2 separate regions of the Mus musculus genome follow, and region 2 is linked to region 1. The links are chromatin loops, found by intact Hi-C in ENCODE. Cell type or tissue: gastrocnemius. All regions are shown on one strand. Links, peaks and the distances in the headings refer to the core of each region. The heading gives the core; the rest is flanking DNA.

Region 1 (12,506 bases), core at 1,967-9,966:
CCTCTATTTTTCCCTCTTAAGCAAACATAAATGTGCAATAAGTTCAAATGTCCTTTTAAAGTTAGTTTTGAAATGACTTTAATTCATGATATAAGGAGGCCTTTTAAGTTCTTCCAAGTGATTTGAAAAAAATCCCACTGTTTAACAGTGTGGCTCACAACGCATCAATATGAGCCCCGAGCCACGCACAACTGCCAACACTGCAGGCCAGCACACCTCCTGCTTTCCTTTCTCCCACACGCAGAGATTTATCTCATGGGTATGACTTTAGAGTCACGTGGCCTGTTGTACAGAGCCCTCGAGAACAAAGCAAACATCTAGGTTAAACACAGTCATACTGTGGTGAAAGCCTCTTTGAGTCACTTCTAAACCGCGTATTCCAGCCACAGCAGCGTTCCAAATCGAATAAGCAGTATTCAAGAAAAATCCCACAAAATTCCACATTTTTTCATCAGATCCAAGGCAGGGTTTAGCTCTAAATGTCTCGGGTGTTTTCTTCTCTCTCTCCTTACTGTCCCAAGTGGGTGCACATTTGAGACAGTCAGAACAAAGCCTGCAGTTGGGAATTTTACCTAAAGTGCCTTTCTTTTGTCTACTGTCACTGTCACTGTCAGCAGTATGTTCCAAGATCAGCCAATCACTACCACCCAATAACCGCTATTGGTGACTTGGCAGGGGGCCATGGGTAGATAGAAGCCTCACTTTCACTTTGTTATGGGTGACCTCAGCATGCATCTGGTGGGGACTGGTCATGGGAAAGGCAAAAGACTAGCTGAACTGAAGGCTCCTCAGCTATCAAAGAGTAGACTGCCCTTTTGTACTGTCCTTCGCTGGGCACCTGCGACAGAGATAGGTATATGCAAGCACTGTCCCAGGAGAAGCCAACTCTTGAATTACCGTATCCCTAATTGCATGGTCACGGCAGGAGAGGTAATGGGACAGAAAACAGGTGAAATTTTAGCCTGAGCAAGGCAGACCAGCACAGGGGTGGAGGTCCTGAGTTGTATCTGGGGCTTACAGTGACATATTGGGCACTCATTCGCTTAGTTATATCCCAAACCTATCACCACCTGGATATTATTATTATTATTCCTGTTGGCTGGGGAATAAAACAGAGTCAAAGAGAAGATGGAAGTTATGTCAGTGTTTTATATTTGGGAACCACCACTCATAATTTACTTCCATTGCACTTAATAACTAATTTTGCTATGGAGTCATGTCTCAGTCCTTAAGACCACTGGAAATATGTGTTTCCTGGTGCAACCCATGGGTTGGGAACTGTTGTTCTAGGCACACTTGTGAGCGATTATTTCCCTTAGGTTAGACTCTGGACGTGCCCGTGGGGAATGTTCTTGATGTAGTTAACTGAAGTGGGAATACAGAGTGAGCACCATCGTTCACCCGCCCATGTGCCTAGCGTGACCTCTGCTGTCTCAGGCTCCTGCCACCCTATGTCTGCCACCATCTTTAAGATGCTTTTTAGCAGGGAGGGTGTTTTATCACAGCAACAGAGAAGTAACTATGGCAACAGGGGACCAGAGGTTCTTTCTTGTGTTTAAATCACTTTGCGGCGGCAGGGCCATAAGCTTACCCTGTAAAGAAAGAAGTTTTCTATTTAGACAATGTCTATTTATGAATTTATGTCACAGTGCTGGCTCCAAGCCTCGTGATGCTAGGCAGTGCTGCCCACCAAGCTGTTCTTTCAGGCCACCTCTTATTCTGGCTGCAGTCTCACTATGATGTCCAAGCTAGTGATTCTCTGTCTCAGCCTCCTGAGTAGCTGGGCACATGTAAGCTGTGGAGAGATTTGTTCTCTGATGTCCCGAATCTCCTCCATCTCCCATTGGGCATTTCCTAACGTACAAAGCTATTCCCAGGCCACACTAATTTTACTAGCGTTCTTGGAACCCCTGCCTGCACTGACCACCACACTGGTTGGATCGTGCCTGATTCCCTATAAGGCAGCAGCTCTCCAAAGCACTTGGAAAGGGAGCTGGGGTGGCTCAGCAGGTAGAGCACCAGCTATGCAAGCATGAGGACCCGAGTTCAAATCCACAGCACCTACATAAATTCTGGGCATGGTGCTATAAGTGTAGCCACAACACAGCTCTGTGTTGGGGGCCAGGGTTTGGGGCACACACCACCTAGTATAGCAATCCATGGGCTCCAACTCCAATTTCAGTGAGAGACCTTGTCTCAAAGAATATGATAGAAAGTGACCGAGGAAAGGCACAGACCTCTGATCTTGAACACACACAGATATATGCAGGTGTGACTGAATATACATATCTGATTCAAAAAAGGAGGGGTGGGGCACAGTGCAGATGTAGGAGAGATGCCCACAGTGCAAGGCACTCCACACTATAGCAGTGTGTGGATGCAGGGAGGATGCCTGTCTATACTGCAAGTTCCTCCACACTTGCCCTGTGTACCTGGCATATGTATGGGGCTTTTGGTGTTGATTCTGATGTAGTCTTTTGATGAGTTTGCTAGAGGCCAGAGTTTCCAGGACACTTACTGGAACCCCTGTGTCATGATCCACAAAGCCAGTATGCACTAATGACAGGCTCAGCTTACTGGGAGTTGTGAAGTTGTCTCTGGTCTCCAGACCGAGACTCGCTGGTGTCTAGCCAGGTCCCTGCTAGAAAGGAGGCTGCTTATGAGCCTCGTGTGGAGGACGGTGGAGAATGGCTGTATGTGTAAACAAATACTTTCAGCATCCCACAGAGGAAGCTGCTCCCAGAGATGTCTGAAATTAGCTCTCTCCTGCTAACAAGAACCTGCACGATAGGAGGAGAACATCAAAAGAACAGAGCAGAGGCAGCCTAGCCCCTGAAAGTCAGCCTCCTGCCCTGATCTAAGCAGAGACTCCACTTCTGCCTCTTCACTGGGCAGTTTAAGGTGCCACAGTCTGTGAGCTTCTTCTTGCCTGACTTCCTGTCCCTATTAATGTGATTCCACTATTTTATTGAAAAATAAATCAAAATAGTTCTCATCTCAAAGGCTGCTTAACAAACATAACCTGCCCGGTCCCCACTAGTAGAACCTTTGTGCAGAGGACACTTTTCAAAGGCCTCCCTTGATATCTGCTTTTCTTTTCCATGCTAAAGATGGCACCCAGGACCTTGCCCATGGCAGGTAAGTGCCATACTGCTGAGCTATGTCCCCAACTTTGAGACATGGTCTCCCAATATAGCTCAAATTGGCCTTGAACTTGACAGTCTGCTGACTGAGGCTCTACACCACTGAGATTCCAGCCCCGTGGCTATCACCCCTGGCTGCAAACTTCTCCTCCTCCTTCTCTTTCTTCATTTTTTGGGACAGAGTTTCTCTGTGTAGTCCTGGCTGTCCTGGAACTCACTCTGTAGATCAGGCTGGCCTCGAACTCAAAAATTCAGCTGCCTCTGCCTCCCAAGTGCTGGCATGCGCCACCACTGCCTGGCTGTAAACTTATCTTTTGCTGGAAGAATCGCCAAACTGTGAGAGAGAAAGCTCCGGAGGCAAGAGAGCTGGAGAACCAGATGCAACCAGAAGGCAGGGCAGGCCATCACAGAGCGAGCCCTCATCAAGTGGGGATCTTGGCCCCAGAGCAGCCACAGGGACCCAGCGCTCAGTCTCACTTGGTGACCTTTAGTGCAATGCAAACAGGTCTGGTCATCCTGATGACTGGCTGACCCCACATTTTGTCTAATGTGGTTGAGTATGGTAATTAGAGTTCTTGTTTTTCCGGAAGCTCCAAAGGGTGGGGAGGCTATCAAATGACGTCTGAGGGAGCCTTCTTCTTCCTTCTGTTTTATTTTGTTCTTAGTGAGAATCTCACTCTGGCCTAGACCGTTCAGGACGGCATGCCAGTTCTTCTGCAGCCTCCCCAGGCCGGAACAATAAATGTCAGTCATTATGCCTTCCTTTTTCTGGTGGGTTTTTGGTTTTTTTGTTTTGTTTTGTTTTGTTTTGTTTTGTTTTGTTTTGTTTTTTATCTTGGTCATACTTGGGGACCTAGGTAATTGACACCCCTCACAATATAGCATTTCAAGGGAAGCCAGGGACTGTTGCATTCAGTCCACATGTCCTGGCCTCTCTAGAGAACTCCACGCAGTTTCTCTGTGTGCTTGTCCAGTTGTCTCAGACTCGTGCCCCCAAACGGTTCTTTGGCTGTGGTTTCATCAGCTGTAGGATTCAGAAACTCTTCTAAGGGTATTCTAAACGCATGTGTTCTGTAGCCATTCTTTTCTCCCAATAGAAATTTCTCAATACAAGCCATCAACGTCTTCTGTGGAAAGAAGAGCAGAAATGTAGGCGTTTTGACTAGATCGTACCATCCCCTGAGCCTGGAGCTGCTCTTGTGGGTTTTTGACTGTCTGCTTTTGGTGAAAAGGACCATCCTTCTGAAAAAACAGAGGATCAGTTCCTACCCAGTCCCCAGCACACCCTCCTTCCCACACCCTCCTTCTCAGCTTCATTCCCCGCTCTTTCCTAGACCTTTAAACCTATGAGCTGGCTTAAATATTTACTCATGGAAAAATGAGCTGTATCCGATCAAAGGATAGCACTACATTGAATGGATTTTAGATTAAGTACAGCTTATTTTAAAAATAATAAATGAGACCTATCAGGCCCCATCGATAAGCTGTGGAGTTTTTTTTTTTTTTTTTACAAGTGGATCTGTGATTGGTGAGTGCCCAGGAAACACTGGGAAGAAATGAGTGGCAGGGGAAGCCATTGCTGGAGAATTCAGTGCAGTCACAGATTCACCGGGCCATCTAGTTGGGACTTAAAGTCAGTCAACCTTTCATCCAGAGTGTTTATTCTCAGGGTGTGGTTGTTATATGCTGGAGACCATTCGCATCCTAGTTGGGACCAGGTTAGGTGGCCGTTAAACTTGGTGTCCAACTATTTATAAGTCGGCTCCCTGAGGAGGGGGCTTAGCCTAAGAAATTTTGTTTTCATTCTTGAATGAAGAAAATACCAGGACAGTGTAGCATAGCAAGTCCCTCTTGAATTCAAGGGGCCAGATCCTTACTGGTATTTCTCAGCCTGCTCTTCAGCTCCTACTCATGCGGAAGAAGAAAGGGCTTTCAGTGGGGATCTACCTGACAGCATAGAGCTGCCAAGCTCCAAACTGCGTCTCAAGTGAACTCCCAGATGCCAAGACTAAAATTATAAAGCACGGTGTGACTGCCTAGCGCGCGTGAGGACCAAGTTCTATTCCCAACAGTGTAAAAAATAAATGCACAGTCATGCCTTGGTGTCCTCTGGGGAACTGATTCTAGGGTGAGACTCGCAGCCTTAGAGGCCAGTGACCTTGGATGCCCAAGTCTCTTGTACCAAACAGTTCAGTATTCATATTAAGACATCTGCCATGGAATTTAATTCAACTCCAGGTTTGAATCAACCTGCATGGCTGAACTGTGCTATTTTGGGAATGATGACAAGGGAAGAGGCCTGTACATGTTCAGTACAGATGCAGGAGCACTTTAGATTCTGTAATTAACACAGCAAGAGAACAGTCAACAGTGGAATTGAGTCACTGCCGAAAAAAATAGTAGGCCAAAATACCCCACAGGCCAAAAAGTACCGGTATTAGAGCGCTAGAGCGGCTGGCCCCAGCCTGGCAGCATCTGCCTGAGAGTGCAGCACTCAGGAAACCCTGAGCACAGGCCCAGCCCCTCCCCCTCAAAAGCAGAAGCTGGAAGTTGAATTTCAAGTTGAAATTAATTCAGCTTATGTCTCCCGCTGAGTCTTTAAAAGGTTGTCCCAACGGCTCTGTTTACCTTGATCATCTCAGAGAAAGTAACTTAGGAGTTCCCAAGACAGGCTTTAACCATACTGTGATTCACTTAGCCACTCTCTTAAATAAATATTCAAAAAACATCTCTCCTTGGTACTCAATTGTAATTTTTAAAGGATGTAAATTTGTATCTGTTAGCTGTAGATTTTCAATTTTACTGAAACGTAATTTCTCATGAGAGGATTGCCAATCTAAGTAGCATTACTCAGTGGCTTTGGCAGCTATGCATACCAAGCTACAGCCACTTCCCAAGTCAGGTACAGAGCCCTTTCTGTCACATCATCCCAAAGGGGACTGAGCCTGCGGAGCTCCGTTTGTGAGCAGCCTCCACATCATTAACTTTCTTTGTTTGCTATTTAAAGTTTGCATGTGCATTTATCCCCCATGTCCCAGTCAGGTCTCATTTTCATCCAGACGTCTGAAAGATGTTGGCATGAATTTTTGTTCAGATGACTGTAATCTCCTGAGGTAGAAAGATAGCTCAGTTGCTAAGGCACTTGCCTGGCGGACTGGAGGGCCTAAGTTCAACCCTAGAACCTTCGTGTAAATGGCCCAGTATGGCTGAATGTTCTTGGAATCCTGGTGTTGGGAGGAAGACAGGCAGGCCTTGTCTCAAAATAAACAAAAAACCGGTGGGCAGCATCTGAGGATTGGCAGGTATCTCTAAACACCCCCACAAAATGAATAGTCCGGGATCAGCTTGCCAGTGACGCGAGACAGGACTCTGGCTCTCCTTAAGGTCAACTGCTCTTTAAAATGTGTAGGGGCTGCTGCTTAACCCAGGCTGCATATTAAGAAACCCCTTCAGAATGCCAGGATGGAAGTGGTTTATCAAGACAGTAAAGTGTGGAAGAAGGCCCAAATGAGGAGTCCTGAGAACAGAGACCCAGCTGCGACACATGGAACCCACTCAGGAGAGGCTGGGTCTCAGTTCGAGGGGTGAGAAGATTAGGAGCTTGGTCAGAGCAGTGAGGAGCCTCCTGTGAGCAGGCAATGTTAGCTACTGCAAAGGCGGCTGTTGAGATTTGACATTGGGAACAAGGGAGGAAGCAGGGACCTAGAATCCTAATTAAGCAGAAAATGCCCCAGCTGGTGCAGTAAACGCATTTGAGGAACAGGCTTTCTGCTCATTTCTCAAGAACTGGTGACTAATTTAATTAATGCAATTTAATTAATTTAACTTAAATAAGTGCCGTTTGGCTGATTTAATTACTAGTTTTACTCTAAGAACATAATAATCTTAGTTATATAGCCAGCCCTCCTTATCTGTGGATTTCACATTTGTAGATTCAACCAATCAGGGCGTCAAAAACCCTCTGAAGCTGTGTTTCTGTACAGACATCACCTTCTGCTCATATCACTGTACAGCTCTCCACCGGCCTTCACGCCGTATTGGGCATTACAAGTCATGTAGAAGATGCTTTACGGTCCAGGTGTGGGTCTATGGAATGTTACCTGTTTTGTTAGAAGAGACTTGACCATCATGGATTTTGGAATTCAGAAGACAATACATGTCCTGAAGCAGATCCCCAAGGACACTAAGGGCTAGCTACCCCCCAGCACCCCGCCCCCCCCCCATAATCAATGGGAGTGACAAACAACAACATTTGATTGATATACTTTTTTTCTAAATTAGGTGTTTTGTTTCCTGTGTGTGGGCTTGAATGAGAAATATCTCCCTAGTCTCAGGCATTTCAACAAAACATGGGTTGAATTTTCAAATTCATTTCATGTCCCAAGACTCTCAGGAAGTCAGGTGACAGGTCACTGAAACAGTCATATTACGTCCACAGTCAAGAGCAGAGAGCAATGGGTGACTGCCTGTCTATGCGCAGCACACTGGCTCCGTGTCCATCCAGGGGCCAACCCATGAAATAACACAGCCCACGTTCAAGCAGAGTCTTCCCACCTCTATTAATTAACCCAGTTAAGAAAAACCCTCCCAAGACTGCCACAGGGCAGCCGAACCTAGACAGTCCTCAATCTGACTCCCTTCTCGGGTGATTCTAGATGTCGTCAGGTTGACAATTAAAGTTGACCATCCTACTCAGGAGAAACCACACACTGGAAAGAGGCTACGGGGGTTCACATCATACTGTGTGATGACATCATCATGTTTGCTGTGGTTTAGGCTCTAGGGATAAAGGTATCCGATGCCTAACAATACACCCTGGGAAGTCCTTTGTCATCTCTCCTGCAGGCTGTCTTTCCACATCATTTGTTCATCCTAGGACGGATGCAGAGCAGTCCCTGCTGGATGTCTTTCTCAGATGACCACATTCCATGCTCATTGTGAAGAAGTCTTGATTTTGGGTCCTGGCCATAGCACCTAATAGACAATTATTTTATTTTATTAATTTTTTTTTTGTTCCTCTGTTTTTTCATGTACCAGATGGAGATGTTAGAAAACAGGTGATGACAAAACATGGGTTTAATTTTCAAGTTTCTTTCATGGTCTAAGACTCAAGAAAAGTGCCCTCTTTCCAACCTATAGCAAACCCCTCTGCTTTCACCTATGTCCTGCTGGTTTTAAAATGTAGATGAGTTAGGCGTAGCTCTGACAGAACGGGGAGGCGGTGGGAGACACTGGTTATATAAGTCTGGATTTTTCTTTTTCTTTAGGCCAAGTCAGGAGTTTTAAACTATGCACAAACACTTATTCTCAGGGTGGTAATAAAGAATTTAAGTGTCCAGTCGTGCAGTTTACTTCTTTCTTATTGCCCACCTCACTCATTTGAGAGCCCAGGAAGATTGTGCTGGCTTCCTTGTCTCTACGTCTGTTCCCATATGGCATTTTCCCTGGCTGGGTCCTGCTTTCCAAGGGTGCTGGTGGTGTGTGGCACTCCAGGGGTTAAGGAGAGCTCAAACACTTAGAGTTGGGAGGGCAGGGCCTAGCCCGGGGTTTCCCTTGTTTCAGTCCCCAGATGGCAGTCCAGCTTCTGTCCCTTTGAGGTCCTATTTGAGCTTCCTGTCCCTCGCCACAGATGTTCAAAGCCATCATAATGTGTTTCTCTTTTATGGTGTCTTTTCTGTTTCTTGGTGCAGAGTTTAAAGACCTCATTGTTTCTCCAGGCAAATAAACACGGGGGACTTTTAGGTGGGTGGGGTAATAAAAAGAACAAAACACCCTTGAAAGCAGGAAAAATTCTTTTAGCTTTATTGTGTTTGCAAAGAAATGCTGCAGATGATTAGCTGCTGTTTGGTGCCTTATGCTTTTTTTTCAGTGTTAATTATAGTATTTATGCTAATTAAAGTGCCAACCGGCTTCCAGCAAGTGCTAAAGAGGAATTTAAAAGAAAGAGCTATCCTTAGGAACAGACTTCCCCTGAAGGAACAGGACAGTCTCCTCAGACCTCCTCAGTGGCTGCAGTCTTCACTTAGAGCCTGAAAACCTCCCTGCCCTGCCAGCGACTCTCCTGCAGTAGTTAGCTCTCCCTGACTGCCTTTCATTCTTTCCTTTCTCCTCAAAGACATGTATGATAATATTTGATCTGTTTTAGCTTGATGGGAAATATATCCGGAGGCCAAATGATCTATAAGCAAATAGAAATGAGGAAAGAAAGTGGAGTCTGTAGTTTCCCAAGCTTCAGTCTTCTGGGAGCACCACCCCCTGCCTTGAGTCTCCTGTGGCTATGCGTCTTTGCCTCATGTATACACTTCAGGGTCTCATCTCGATCTCTTGCGACCTGCCAAGCGGTCTGAACACTGCCAGCTGAATACATTTCACATCACCTCAGTCCCTGTCAATAATACTAACCTTTGGCCATATGCCTGCTCTGCCCTTCCCTGGCAACTGGTTTCCTCTAGCTTTCTCTTGTTATCTGTGCATATGGACTGTAAGATGCACACACGCAGAAGAGTAGAGAACATGGCTCTATCTTGTCCATCTAAAACTTTCTTTTGTTCACTCGAGGAAAAGCAAGAGCCCTAAGCTCTTAGCAGTGCCCCTTAGCAGTGCGCTTAGAGTCTGTCTGTTTCCTAGGTAGAAACCTCCAACATTTTCTGCTAATAAATCCATAGTCAAGTTTGAAGGAAACTTGGAACTCTTTACTACTAACTTCTGACAGTAGAGCCAGTGGTGATTTGTAACCTGATAGCCTGGACCCGTGCTTTTGAGTGGCCCGTCACTGTTCTCATGGGGAAGGACACTCATGCCACAGTTCCTTCTCCTCTGCCCCCCTGAAGACCTACCTTGGCCACCATTGTGAGGAGCAGACCATAAGATTATGGACCTCAGAGGCCATAGTTTCTATTTCCCAGGTGGCTTCTGAGCCGGGTAAAGTTCAATATGAACCAAACGGGTTCATGTAGTTGCCTTAGCCTAGAAAGCAGTGGCCTGGACACTGGGTCAAGTCACGCAGGAGTTTGTGACCACGCACTTGAGGGAAGAGAGGGTTAAGCTGGGACCAAGGCAAGGAGCAGGAGAGAATGAAGGAGACTCCTTCAGATTTAGTCATTTGATTTAAGGAGTATGCTTTAAAAACAATCTTTTTTTTCCCCTAGCAATTGAAATGTAAACTACTTACTATTACAGTCGTAATAAACAATAAGACTGTCTTCATTTTTTATTATTTTTGGCTTAGAAAAAAGGATAAAGTGGCCTTGGCCTGCCAGCTGACTTTATGGTGTAGGTGGTGTTTACACTAGCAGAATCCACTCCTGTGCTGGTGAGGAGCCGTCAGGGTGCTGCTGTCTCAGAGAGGAGATTGGCTGCCCGGAGACTGTTAAAGCCTGCCATGAGGGGCCAGGGGAAAGGGTTGCATGGTAAACTATGTTCTTGGTTGGATAGAGAACCACACCCATGCCTGTACTCACCAAGTATAGACTGATCTTTGAAAATCAGGTGGTTTTTTTGTTTGGTTGGTTTTTGTTTGTTTGGTTTTTCAAAACAGGGTTTCTCTGTGTAGCCCTGGCTGTCCTGGAACTCACTCTGTAGATCAGGCTGGCCTCGAACTCAGAAATCCGCCTGCCTCTGCCTCCCAAGTGCTGGGGCTAAAGGCGTGCGCCACCACACCGGGCTTGAAAATCAGTTTTAATAACCCGAAAGATTAATAATATAAGTCAGAAAGCACAGCTGCCCATGCTGGAGATAACTAGAAACATCTGCATTTCTACTTAGCCACACACCCCTAGATTTCTGACAAATACATTGTTGCACACAGTTGGCTGTGGATCTGCTTGCCCTATTTAGGTGGAAACAGTGAGCCAGGATCAGTCCCTCAGTATTAGCAGTCTGGAGCACACCACATCAGAAGCTCATGGGCTGGGCTTGCAGGACCCCCCCAACAACACGAGGCCATGAGAACTGGAGCCTTATAGGTCCCAGCTTTAAAAGCCAGATAACTTAAATTCTGGGTGCTCAGGTGAGAGTGACTCTGGGCTGGAAATCCCAGAGGCTTACAGCTTTGTGCCCTGCGACCACAAGTTTACTGTTCCAAGCTTCCAAAACCAGGTCAGAGGCTTATTGCCCTGGGCTTGTAGTGTCAGTACCAAGTTAATGCTATAGGCCCCCAAGCTTCTCTCCAACTCTTCCTGTGAAGCCGGGGGCTCTCATCATCTGGTCTTCACAGCCGGTTGCCTCCCACAGCCTCAGCTCTCCAGTTTTCTTCTTCAGACTTCTCTCTGGAGCTACTTCAGTGCTGAGGGACACTCATTACCAGTGTTGTCTTTGCTGGGATTGAATCCCAGAGTTGGCTCTTCTTGAAATTAGCTCTTTCACTCAAACAGCTATAAACAAACATAAGCAAATGAAAGACTGCATTTCAATTAGAATTGTATTGAGGTCAAGGTCACAACACCAGGTGTGGTGTTTTAAATAAGAATGCCACCCTCATAGGCTCATATATTTGAATGCTTAGTCACCAGGGAGGGGAACTGTTTGATAGGATTAGAAGGGTTAGGAGGTGTGGCCTTGTTAGAGTGGGTGTGACATGATTGGAGGACAAATGTCACTGAGGGTGGGCTTTGAGGTTTCCCCAGCCAGGTTTGTCTCTCTGTCTCCCTCCCTGCTGCCTGCAGATCAGGATATAAACTTCTCAGCTACTTCTCCAGCACCATACCTGCCTGCTGCCACCCTCCCTCCCCACCAGGATGATCACGGACTAAGCTCCAAATCTGTAAGCAATATCCCCCATTTAAACACTTCCTTTTGTAAGAGTTGCCTTGGTCATGGTGCCTCTTCACAACAAAGAACAGTGACTAAGGCACCAGGGTATAGTTATTCACAGAAGAGAAGCTTCCAGACTGAGAATCAATGTACAGGCTGAAGGCACAACATACTGGTGCATACCTTTCTAATTCCACCAATCTTAGGCCTTGGATGTACCTCAAGTAAACTTTTGGCTGAGCCATTAGGGAAGTTCTCTGTCTTGGACCCAAGATTAGCTAAAAGATGAATGGGGTCTTTGAGTCTCTCTGGAGCCATCATGGCTTCCTGAGCAGCGACATGGCTTCAGTTGCTAGCAGCCACAACTGCAAGGGTTTCTGCAGCTAGTACGGTTTCCTCAAAACATCCAGGAAGTGTTCAAGCTATTGTCTCATCACCAAGGGTCAAACAAGTGGCTGCATGATTGACAACTCCCTAGTCAAGGCCACTGGGCACAAGGGAAGGGTCAGCTGTCTGTCAAATGACTGGGTGACTTGGCCATTAAAAGCTTTGGTCATTTGAAAGACGATGCATCAAAGGGCACTACCATAAAGACCATGTGGTGGACCCTCT
Region 2 (12,506 bases), core at 2,014-10,013, 190 kb after region 1:
TCTTCTCCCTGCCACACTGACTGGTTTCCAGAGCCCAGCTGAGTACCTGATCGAGTAGCAGCTCAGAAAGGCTTTCTGGCTCCAGCTATGAGAACCGAGGAGCTGCAGAGGTGTGTGTTGACTCCTGCTGTGTCATGTGTTAGCACCACGCCTAACCTTCATGACCAATCCCTACCTCACGGGGCCGGTAAGGGGTTAAATAACATAACCCAGCTGCACTCCGTAACCTTCTAATAATAATATTTTATGTAGTACAAAAGCAAAAATACTGTATCTTAACCTCACTGATATTAACAGTAATTTGAATGATAGTTGTAGCATACTCCTGCAATGTGGAACTAGGTCGGTGGAGGCAGGACGATCAAGAGTTCAAGGCCATCCTCAACAACTTGAAATACACAGGTCTCAAAAGCAGAAAACAAAAATTATATAGATATACATTCATATCTCTCTGTATATAAAATACATAATTCATGTAATATCAATTTAGGAATTAAGTTATACGAACCCAACTTTAAGAGCTGGCCTGAGACGGAGCTTGGTGACAGAGAAGATGCCTAGCATGTGGGAGGCCCTGGATTCCATACTGAGCATAAAAACAAATAAAAACAAAAAAAGTAGGTGCTTTAAAGATCCAAGGACAAAGCTGAAGGAGAGCAGAAAGCCTGCGGCAATTTTAGAAGTTTGTAATGGAAGAGCTTGGTTTGCAGCTCAGAGAATCTGAGCATGGGAATCCAGGCAGGAAGCAGGGTGGGTGGTTTGAATGGAAATGGCCCCATAGGCTCATAGAGAGTGGCACTATTAGGAGGTGTGGCTTTGTTGGACAAAGTGTGTCACTAGGGGGCAGGATTTGAAGTCTCAGAAGCTTGAGACAGGCCTAGTGGCCTAGTCTCTTCCTGCTGCCAGCAAATGAAGACATAGGACTCTCAGCTACCTCTCCAGCACTATGTCTGACTACAGGCTGCCATACTTCCCACTATGATGATAATGGACCAAACCTCTGACCTGTAAGCCAGCTCCAAGTAAATGTTTTCTTTTAAAAGAGCTGCCCAGGTCATGGTGACTCTTTGCAGCCCTAGGTAAGACACAGGTCATGGGAAGGCTGGGTAGGGAAGAGTGAGAAAGATGTACAGGAACTTTGAGAAACAAAGGAGCATACTGGGAAAAGAGGGAATACACAAGGAAGCAACAAAGACAGAAGGAATGCTGGGAACTCCACAAGGGAGTGCCATCCAGTGTGTCCTCCTTCCACAGTAGCACACACGAGTGCTCTGCAGAAACCGTGCTGTCTACTCCTCCCTCTCCATCAGCATCTCCACGGTACAGCTAGAATCTGAGCAACTCTACCATCCTGCTGATGATTCACTGCCTCAATGGTCGAACGCTAAAATACCTCTGAACAGCTCGCATGCATTCATTTCCATTACTAGCTGTGCATGGCAGCTCAGATATCCTGAGCTCAGCACGAGGCCAGTTTACCCAATCGCACCTCCCTCGCCCACCTAGCATGAACCTTCCCTGGCAGGGCTGTGCTTGGCAATGGCCTCACCACCGTGGGCTTAGCAAACACATCGTCCTTCACCCTCTCGCTCTATTTCCAACCTGATGACACTGGGCTGGGTTAGAATGAAATTCATTTAAAATTAATAACAAGTGGAAACCTAGAGTTGACTTACTCTCAGCACACGCACACAACATAGGTCAAATTATTTGCTCTAATCAAAGATGACTTCTATATCAATAGATATCAAAAAGTACCAATAAATGGTTCTCTGAATAGATTTTAAAACAAAAACAAAAACAAAATCAACCAGTGTCAGCCATGACAGCTCGGGAAGCTCAGGCAAGAAGACTGTGAGTTCAAGGACAGGCCGGGCTGGATGGCAAAGGTCTTTTGCTTTTAAATTCATTTACAGATATTTAAATCAGAAGCTCTGGGCTGGGAGCAGAGTTCCCTGGGGTGGCTCTCCAGTGCTGTCAATCTCTTGACCCTCCCACTAGAACGTCTGCTTCCTCAAAGTCCCATTGGTTCGCAGAGGTTGGGTAAATGGGCTCACCTGGAGTCTGAGCTATGGTTCCTTGGAGGGCCCTGTGGGAAAATGTAGAATAACCTACTAATTTTGCCAGAAGGTCTCTGCTGCTTAGCAATTCCTCTAAACATTTCAACTGATCGGCATTGGGATAAAGGAAAATTTTATAAGCAGCCTCCCGAACCTGTAGTTAAAAGGGGGAAAGAAGAGAAAGTCAAAGGTCTAAACGTCATGGTCTAAAAGCACACGCAGCAACCCCCAGGGCCAGTGCTCCTCACGCTGCCCACAGCTGGCCATGGCTTCCAAAGCGAAACAACAGGCCACATCAGGTCTACAGTGCTTCTATAGGACACAACGGCACATGCTGAGAAGACAATTTGCCAGTGCTCTGTCTCTGTGCCAGAAAGCACCTACTCCTGGCGACACAATGACTTAAGAATTAAAAGTGACTACACTTGCTACTGACTGTACTCCAAAAATTAATTCCACATGAATTTTAACTATTTTCCACATTCAAAGCATTTGTGGAATTAACTATGTCAGAAATTAAAAATTCAGATCTTAGTAACGCAACAAGGTCTTTAAGGCCACACTATCACGTGCCGTGATAGTGCATTATATCTATGATAGCATAGTAAGACATATCCGTCAGTATTCAGATGGGAGCAGAGCAAAGCAACGGAAGACTCCTACCAAGTCATCGGAGGCTTCTGCATGCAGGCCGTCAATGATTAAGTGGCTTCCGTCACGGGCAAAGTGGTGCTGAATGTGCTCTGGTAAGAGACTCTTCCGGATCTTGTTGGGAAAGTTGGTTCTCATGAGGAAAGCATTGCTCAAGTCCAAGATCTTAACATTGAGGTCCACTGCTCTTCTGCGCTGCACGTGGGAGAGAAGGTATTTAAAGCAATGTAAACTAGCAGTTCACAGACAGACAATCCACAGCCGTAGGAAAACAACACCTGAACCGTTGATACAGAACACTTGCGTGTAATCCTCTGTCCCCAAAAACCTTCATTAAGTTAAGTCAACACGTCGGCTGGTTACACCTGTTCCGTGGCACTTTAAAAAATTAAGTATTTGAAGGGGAGATTAGAAAGATGTTGAATTTAAAAGACTAGGCTAACAGACAGAGGGGGAAGGGAAATGAGAAACACAGATCTGCACAGAACAATGTGAGCATCCAACGGGTTCAGCTCAGAGGCTCTGGTTCACCTGCAACAAAGCCCTTAAAGGCAGAATCAAGCAGGACAGGGAGCACGGGGCACAGGGCATGCACTCACTATGACAGGAGAACCACTGGCTTAAAAATGGACAAGGAGGGGGTAGGCAGAGGCCTGAGGGGCAGAGCTGCACTGTCTACTCAGGTGTGTGGTACACAGAACCAGTTCCTCAGTCAAGTGTGATGAGGCTTGTACTGGCACAGTCATGTAAGTTTTTTAGCTTGCAGTCACACTCCAGAACACAATCTCTGGGGAGAAGTAGTTCCTGAAGTCCATGGTCAAAGGAGCTACCTCAAAAATAAAATAAAATAAAATAAAATAAAGACAGTCCATGCAACCCAGGCTGGCTACGTAGCTGAGGATGACTTTAGACTTCTGGTCTACCTGCCTCTACCTCTCCCTGACCACGGCGCCATTGAACCATCATCCCTATTTATGCAGTGCTGAGGCTTGAACCCAGGGCCCCATGCATGCCAGGCAAGCACTCTGCCCACTGGGCCTTAATCCCAGCATACACCACAAATATTTTAGGACAAAATATAAACTGTATCCATGTAATCTCTGAGGCCAATCAGAAAGTGCCCAGGTACGATCTTTCGGTTATCTATCAGGAAGAAACAAGCCAGGCTTCATACAGGGCTTATGATGGGCTTCAGGTGAGTCATGTGACCCGCCTTTAAAAAATTATTAAGCACTGAAGCCTAAGAAGAAGGAAGACCAAAATGTGATCAGTGCTTTTTAGAAGGGTGAACAAAGTACTCACAGGAAGAAATATGGAGACAAAGTGTGGAGCAGAGACTGAAGGAAAGGCCATCCAGAGACTGCCCAACTTGGGGATCCATCCCATATACAGTCACCAAACCCAGAAGCTATTGTGGATGCTGGGGAGGGCTTGCTGATAAAAACCTGATATAGCTGATTCCTGAGAGGCTCTGCCAGAGCCTGACAAATACAGAGGAGGAAGCTCACAGCCAACCACTGGACTGAGCTCTGGGGTACCTGATGGAGGAGACAGAGAAGGGACTGAAGGAGCTGAGGGGGGTTGCAACCCCATGGAGGAAGCAGCAGTGTCAACAGGCCAGACTGGACTGGACCACCAAACAAAGTGTATTACTTAGAGTGACCGATGGCACTGGCCACATATGTGGCAGAAGATGGCCTTGCTGGACATCAGTGGGAGAAGAGGCCCTCAGGCCTGAGGGTGTTCAATGCCCCAGTGTAGGGGACTGCCAGGGCAGGAGGATGGAAGTGGGAAGGTGGGGGAGCACCCTCACAGAGGCAGGGGGAGGGGGTATGGGATAGGGGAGTTCTGAAGGGGAGACCTAGAAAAGGGAAAACATTTGAAATGTAAATAAAGAAAATATCCAAGAAAAAAATTATTAAGCAACACTTTTTTTTTCAGACAAATATATAAGATGTAAATGTGTACTTAACGAGAAGCTGAGAAGGACTGGGGTGGTGTAGCTCAGCTGAGTACTTGGCTACCATGCACAAAACCCTGAACTTGGCCTTCGGCACTGTACAAACTGGATGTGTGCAATCCAGCACTTAGGCAATGGAAGCAGGCTTGACCTCAGCAATGTAAAGAGTCCATGCCATCCTGGGCTACATGAGACCCTGTCTCAAAAAGTAAAATGTGCTAAAATAAACCAGGTATGGTGATACACACATATAAGCCCAGCACTGGGGAATGCGGAGGGAGGTATTTCAACGTTCAAAGTCAGCCTGGAAGTTAAACGCCTGCCTGGGTATATAGCAAGACTTCAGTATCGAAAAAAGTCAATGTAGAGTAATGACCTAAAGCTTTCAGTATGGAAAAACTCCTTTCCCCGGGGCCTTCAGTGTCTTCTTAATCCAGACTTCTCTCGCAGTCATGTATTGCCACCTAGTGGTTATCAGTGGAATAACAAAAATGATGAATGGCATCTAAAAATTATAGTTCTAAAATTCTTCCTGAAGCTTTTTTTATAAAAAAAAAAAAAAAAAAGTAAAACACAGCATAATAAAATTAATCATTCCTAAAATTTTATCAAGTGTTAAAACCTCTGGAAAAATAAAATCTAGTTCATTTTCTGACTGTAGCTATCTTCTGGACATATCATTCCATTATTCCAGAACAATCCAATGTGCACGGCTTAGAACACTAAACACCCTGTGAAACTATTAGAAACACTTCTTAAAATAAACAGTTAATTTTAAACTCCTAAGTTATAATCACAAGACCTTAAACTGAAAACTAGCGAGCACAGAGCACAGAGGCCCATGCCTGCAGCTACAGTTACTCAGGGAAGAGGAAGGCAGACGGGCTTGAACGCAGGAGCTCAAAGGCAGCCTGAGGACACAGCAGCACCTCATCTCAAAATTAACCAAAGCAAACCTGAAAGAACGTAAGCCTTTGCGGTGTGCAAATGACGTTATGTTGGTGGGGTGCCTTAGAACCTCCCTTCTAAAGCAGGTGATGTCAGCCTGGGCCCGGGGGCACCCATAAGAGCAGACGCAGGGGCTGCAGAGAAAACGGCTGACTTATCTCCTGCATCTTTAATGCTGATGGCCTCTGAGAGTCACTTGGTGGGAAAGATAGGGTACGCTATGAGTACATGTGTGCTGGATGAGAACGGCGGTCGGTGCTGGTGAAAACTGAACATAAACATTGGCCAGCACAGTTTCAAACACGGCTTTAATTAACATTCTGTACAATGCGAGAGCTATGCACAGCAATGTCACCTCAAAGGTTAACAAAGCAGGATTGGGGTGGCAAGGACTGTGTTCAGTTGGTTGAGTGCTAGCCTGGCATGCAGGAAGCCCTGGGTCTGATCCCAGCACCTCTTAAAGCAGACGTAATGGAGAAGGTCTGCGTCACTAGCACTTGGGAGGTGGAAGCAGATATTCTTGGCTTCACAGAAAGCTCAATGCTACCCTGTGATACATGAGTCCCCATTGCTCACAAACAGAAGACATCAAACCCAGTTAATGGGGACTAGCATTACAATGTATCATCTTACAATCATGAGGTATTTTACTGAATCCAAAACTGGTATACATCAAAAAACATGATCTGCTGGTGATACTGCTCAGTGCAGAGGACTTTCTTAGCATGCATGGGTCCCTAAATTCAACCCCCGGCACTAAAGGCAACATGTGATCTCCATGTGCTGAAATCCCAAGCGTTTGAGAGGCTGAAGTAGAGCAAACCTGAGTCTGAGGCCAGCACAAGCTCCACACTGAGACCTTCTATCAAGAATAAAAAGCCAGGTGTGGTGGCTCAAGCATGCAACCCTAGCATCTGAGAGTTCTAGATCAGCTTGGGCTACAGAGCAAGATCATGTCCCAAAGAGCAAAACCAAAACCTAACAAGTCCGGAGCTTACAGATTGCTTCTCATTCTTCTGGGGTCACCAGTTTCTCATCACGAAACAGATTCTTAAAGGCACTGTGTGGGTGATGGGAGAAGCATTTCTTACTCTGACAAATGCTTGGAGGTGTTCCCTGTCATCACGGAGAATAGAGGCATCTCAGACAGCCAGGCCATCTAGTCCATGGGAGATGACCTTCAGTGAAAGAGCACTGCAGTTACTCCACACTTTCTGTGGTGACTCAAAGAGAAGCAGTATACGTCATCGAGGAAAGGGGCTGCAGAGGAAAAGGTGTAAGCCTCAGGCAACTGAGTAGGGAAAGACCCTGCCTAAGGCGCCCGACCGACTGAAAGACATCCCCAGACGTGGAGGCAAACCAAAAGTTAACCTGCTGCGTCCTGACTGATGGGCCCTCAGGTGAATGCATGAACTCACTGTGTTTCATTAGCCAGGAGCAGCGGCTCCCACAAGTGATCCCAGCACTCAGGCGGCAGAGGCAGGAGGATCACCACAAGTTCAAGGTCAGCCTGGGCTACAAAGTGAATACACTGTTGCAATAAACAAAACAACAATAAAAATTAAAAGAGAGACAGACAGAAAGATAGACCTCCTATTTATCAGACAAGGCGTACAAATGTTCTGTGGTATGGACTGGTGCCAAGACACCCCTCCCTACCTTGGACAGCAGAATAGTCCTTCTGCATTTGCACGAAACCTATCCACCTCCTCCTATCAACTCCAGAACATCTGTCAATCACTTGGGAAGTATAATACAATGTAAAGGCCAGGTGAGAGCACGAAAGCTATTAGCAAAGTCTGCTCTGAGCTCAGTGCAAACACATCGTTTTCTGAATGTTTTTCATCTGCCCTTGGTTGATCCAGATAGAGAAGTCTCAGGCACGGAGGTCCCAAGACATTCTGAGAAACTAACTTTTGTTCCTAGATAAATGTCTTTGGATTCCCTGGGATGGAAAGAGCTATAAAATCATAATAATAATCGGACCGTGGGCAAGCAGAGGAGGCCATGGGGAGCCACTCTGGGTGGCATCCAGCCACTCCTCTAGCCCAGCACTGAGCTGCTGCCCACACAAGGGACTGGTTGGCAGCGCATCATATTCTTAGGACACCTGCAGCCAGTGTGAGAACTCCCTGCGCTGAAGCTGAGAGCCTCTAGCAAGTTACTTTGTTTCTACCCTCCATCCAGAGAGAACACTGCACAGGTCACACCATAGCAAATGTGTGGAGCCATCAGGCACACCAAGTGTGAAGTCCACCTACTCTCCATCTCAGCCTCACTCCATGGCACCGTCACCACTCTAGCTGAGCTGTCACTTCATTTTGGAGTGATGGCCAGCTTCCAGAGAGCACTATGTTTAGACACCACCTACAGAAGAATTTTATGACAAGTGAAAAAAGGTCCTAAGAGTTTGCTAATACACCGTCAAGTGATACAAGAGGGCTCTAGCAAATAAATGTTAGTAAAAACACTAAAACAGCTGGAAGCCTGGTGTGGTGGCATGCCTGTAATACTAGAAGGGGGTGAAGGCAAGAAGGTCAGGAGTTCAAGGCCAGCCTCTGCTACAAACAAGTTCCAGGCCAATTTGGTTAACATGTAACCTTGTCTTTGCTCAGCTGGTGGAATGCTTCCCCTGATGGGTTCAATTCCCTGCACTGAGCCTGGTCCAAGATCAGAAAGACAAGTTCATCTTCAATCCACACCAAGATCAAAGCTAAGCTGGGCTACAGGAGGCCCTATCTATCTCTAAATAAATAGGTAGATAGATGAGTAGACAGACAGACAGACAGATAGATAAATGTGCCCCCTTTGCTGTCACACACCTTTAACCCCAGCACTCAGGAAGCAGCATGAGTTTGAGGCCAGCCTAGTCTACATAGCATGTTCCAGGCCTGCTGGGGCTATATAGACCCGATCTGAAGAACGAAAAGACTTGGGTGGAGAGATGGTTAAAAGGTCGAGAGCATGAGTTACTCTTGCAGAGGTGTAGGAATTGGTTCCCAGCACACATGTGCTGGTTAAAACCATCCGTAACTGCAGACCCAGGGGCTCTTACCCTCTTCCTACCCCCAAGGCCATGCATGAGGTATACATACATACATTCAGGCCATCTCATACACAAGAGAAATAAATTTAAGAGCATATTTTAAAAAGAAAAAAAAAGATTTATTACCTTTTCTTCATCTAGATGGATTCCACTGATTTCAAAATCAAACATAAATAGTTCGGCCACTCGCCTAAAATAAAGTAAGCACAAGTTACAGGAGTTCATTAAAATTACAACAAAAATCAGTCTCTATGTTCAATCAGGATTTCCAAAACTTACTGTTAAAGAGAACTACTTCAATACAGCCACAGTTTCTTTGTTTGAAACAAGAAGTTTAATATCTCAGAAGTAGGTATGGCGCCCGGCTGGGAGTCCCACTGGCCTGTCATGTCAGGTCAGCTCTTATACCCGGTGAAGCTAGGAACCTAACATCTAGTTATCTCAACTGCATCCAAAGCCAGTAACTACCGCCAGGATGGGTCCGCACTTGGACAGCCTCTCCAGGACCTGTGTGGAGCTTGCAGTGTTTCTTTCGGCTGGTGCAGCGGGCCAGCTTCTCCCTGATGCCAGGAGTAGCATCCTGACTGTAGAGAGCGTGCTCTTTCTTTTCATTCTGTCTTCAGGCTTGAAGTCAGTTAACAACCTTCCTGCCAGTGATATTTTTTAATTGCTTTTGTTTCTAGTGGTAGATTAATGAAGTATTTGATGTATTCTTCTGGATTTGACTTTTCAAAAATGGATATATTTGTCTTCCTGATTACTGTATCATATAATTTTACTTATTAATGCATTGCTGGTTTTGCTTTATGAGATAGGATCTTGCTATACAGCACAAGCTTGCTTCAAACTTGTGATCCTCCTGCCTCAGCCTTTGGAGTGCTGAGATTATAGAGGCGTATACCAGACCATACCTGGCTCAAATACATCTTTTTTTTTTTAAGATGTATTTATTATTATACATAAGTACACTGTAGCTGACTTCAGACGCACCAGAAGAGAACATCAGATATCATTATGGGTGTTTGTAAGCCACAATGTGGTGGCTTGGATTTGAACTCAGGATCTTTAGAGGAGCAGTCAGTGCTCTTAACCACTGAGCCATCTCACCAGCCCCCTCAAATACATCTTGAATGAACAGAATTAACATTATTCTAAACTTCTTCACATGTGGTCTCCCCATAGTACTAGGATCACACCCAGTGTCCTACATATACTAGGCAGGTTCTATGGCAGTGAGCTGTTCTCAGACCAAGGTCTTCTAAAATTCTAAAACTTCAAGGATCTTGCCAGGCATCTGAGATGTCTGTAGTTCCAGCCCTCTGAAAGGGGAGAGACAGGAGGATTGCAAGTTTGAGCAATGCTAGACAAATAGGGAGTTCTAGAACTTGTCTCAAAATAACTAATAGGTCCCATTAACAATGCAGTTGTTGCATGCTTTCTTAAACAATGCAGAACACTTCACAGGGCCCCTAACTTGCTAACTTGTCTCATTTCCCACCTCACACCATTTTTCTTTCCAAAGCACTGTAAAAACACAGTACTTTTTAAAAATATTTTTTCTTTTATGACTTGCTTTCAATTTTATGTGAACTGGTGTTTTGCCTGCATTATGTCTATGTGAAGGTGTAAGATTCTCTGGACCTGGACAGTTGAAAGCTGCTATATGGGTGCTGGGAACTGAACTTAGGACCTCTGGAAAAGCAGCCAGTGCTCTTAATAGCTGAGCCATCTTCCAGCCTCCAGTAATCTCTTCTTAAGCAAAAATATTTCATAGTATCACTTTGCTATAAAAATGTATGTGCCAGGTTGTGGTAGTACACACCTTTAATTCTAGCACTTGGGAGGCAGAGATAGGTGGATCTCTGTGAGTTCAAGGCCAACCTAGTCTACAGATTAAGTTCCAGGACAGTCAAGGCTACACAGAGAATCCTGTCTTGAAAAAAAACCCAACCATACAAAATTTTTTCTCAAAATATTATACCACAAATATTGAATATCTTCCTATATTTAAATATTCTTTTTTCCCCCCAGAGCTGAGGACCAAACCCAGGACCTTGTGCTTCTACCACTGAGCTAAATCCCCAACCCCATTTAAATATTCTTTTAAAAATAAAACTTTTAAATCAATATATACTCTGCTAATTCCATCCTGAAAATATAAAACTTTTCATGTTTGTGCTACGTTCTGTTTATATACACTAAATATTTTCTATTTTCTCCATTCCTATAACTGTTGTAATCCTAGAAGCCTATGTGTAGAGGCAGATGCCGGCAGTTCAAGACCAGCATGGGTATGTGAGACCCTGTTTTTTTTTGTTTTTTTTTTTAATAAAAACAACCAAACATCAAAAAACAAAAATGTTTATGCATTTCTGTACCATTGTTCATTTTAAGATAAATTCCAAGAAGTTAAACTGATCAGAAAGTATTCTTATACTAATATGCATTCTTCAATGGCCCTCCCTAAGGCTGTTCACAGTTAGAGGCTCCATTACGCCACATCACTAAGTCAGCTACTCTTACACTGCTTCATCTGTGTTGACTGTGGGGGGCTCTCTGCCTTATTCCACTTTTTAATGGTAACCCATCTAATCTGGGGTACAGTACCGAACAAAACACATTACATGAATTATCTCATGTAAACGTCATGTTGTAACCCTTTATCCTTATCCCTGTTTACAAAGGGAACTAGGATTCAGCAAATTGTGGTGCTGACAGCCAGCCCTAGAGTCTAATTCTAGAGCCACGCCTTACTACCGCGAGACCAAGACATCTATCTGTTCCTATTCCTGATCTTTCCAAATGAACTTTTATAAAAAAAATAAAAATAAGAAATCTCTCCTTATTTTTGTGTATACTCTTTATACTCCAAGCAATGCATAAGGTCTCTTAACATGATAAATACACTAACCCTTTGTCAGGTAACCAATGTGTGTCATTTGTATATTCTGACTTTTAACATTGAAGAGTTTGGCCATAAAAAGTCTGTAACTTTTATGTAACCAAGTCGATTTTTCCGGTTGGTACCAAGGAAGACCTTCCACATTCCAAGAGGTCTATGCTTTTATTACTCATTTCAAAGTATCGATCGATGACTGACTGATCAGACTAGAGACTGGATTTAGAGTTGCACACACTAAACAATGCCTCCGCTACTGAACTATATCCCCGGCCCCGGGATTGCTGCTGCTGCTGCCACTGCTGTTTTACTTTTTACTTTCTGGCAGGCTCTTATAAGTTGTCAAGGTTGACCTTGAACTTGCTCTGTATCTAAGCCAACTCTTGAACTTGGATCCTCCTGCCTTAGCCTCCTGAGTATGAGATTATAATACTAAAATACTGTGTGTAGCTCTGAAAAAATATTCAGTCCTTCATTATTTCATTGAATATCCCAACTTAAGTATAAAGTACTTCCAAATACTGGATTTTTATATAAATGTTTGAAAAATCTGGCTCAAGACCTTTTGTTACTTTACCAGATTTTTTCCCAATCTATTCTGGAGTCTTCTTTACAACTTCAAAATCTTTGCATACAAAAGAAAGCCCATCTTTAGACACAGACTGGATAGCCATAAACTTACAGGCTAGGAGAAAACACCTCTGGATTTTCTTGTCTCCTATCTAAGAGGACAACATATACCTCCACTTCGGTTACTCTCACACTTCCTAGAGGTCTTATGTGCACACTCAGGTTCCACACACTATGCCCTCCGGTTTATCCAAAGGGACGTTATCACTTGTTCATGTAACCGGATTCTTTTCTGTTTTATACTGTTTAGAAAATGTGTTTGTCAAGATGTGTACAAACATGCAACATAAAAAGGCTAAAATAAAAAGGACG

The links. Peaks named below come from ENCODE experiments on the same cell type or tissue, not always from the same donor. Only the 100,000 strongest peaks of a DNase experiment are listed, where the experiment ranks them.
Region 2: it touches region 1 in a loop (3-fold over the local background); 3 of 42 quality-filtered maps call a loop at or near these places.

The regions. Positions count from the first base shown.
Region 1 is chr14:60,981,482-60,993,987 of GRCm38, reverse strand. The region is part of intron 5 of Tnfrsf19 (tumor necrosis factor receptor superfamily, member 19); the gene reads left to right. Among named protein-coding and RNA genes, the nearest start is that of Gm41167, 50 kb to the left of the region's middle. In gastrocnemius, for the core only: no CTCF peak of the experiment used is centred there; a DNase peak (open chromatin) is centred at 5,626; H3K27ac peaks cover 746 bases.
Region 2 is chr14:60,792,521-60,805,026 of GRCm38, reverse strand. It overlaps Mipep (mitochondrial intermediate peptidase), which reads right to left. Exons shown (of 19, transcript NM_027436.3): 5 at 8,792-8,855; 6 at 2,724-2,906; 7 at 2,058-2,214. Among named protein-coding and RNA genes, the nearest start is that of Mipep, 14 kb to the right of the region's middle. In gastrocnemius, for the core only: a CTCF peak has its summit at 5,143 (motif pointing left); a DNase peak (open chromatin) is centred at 4,820; H3K27ac peaks cover 379 bases.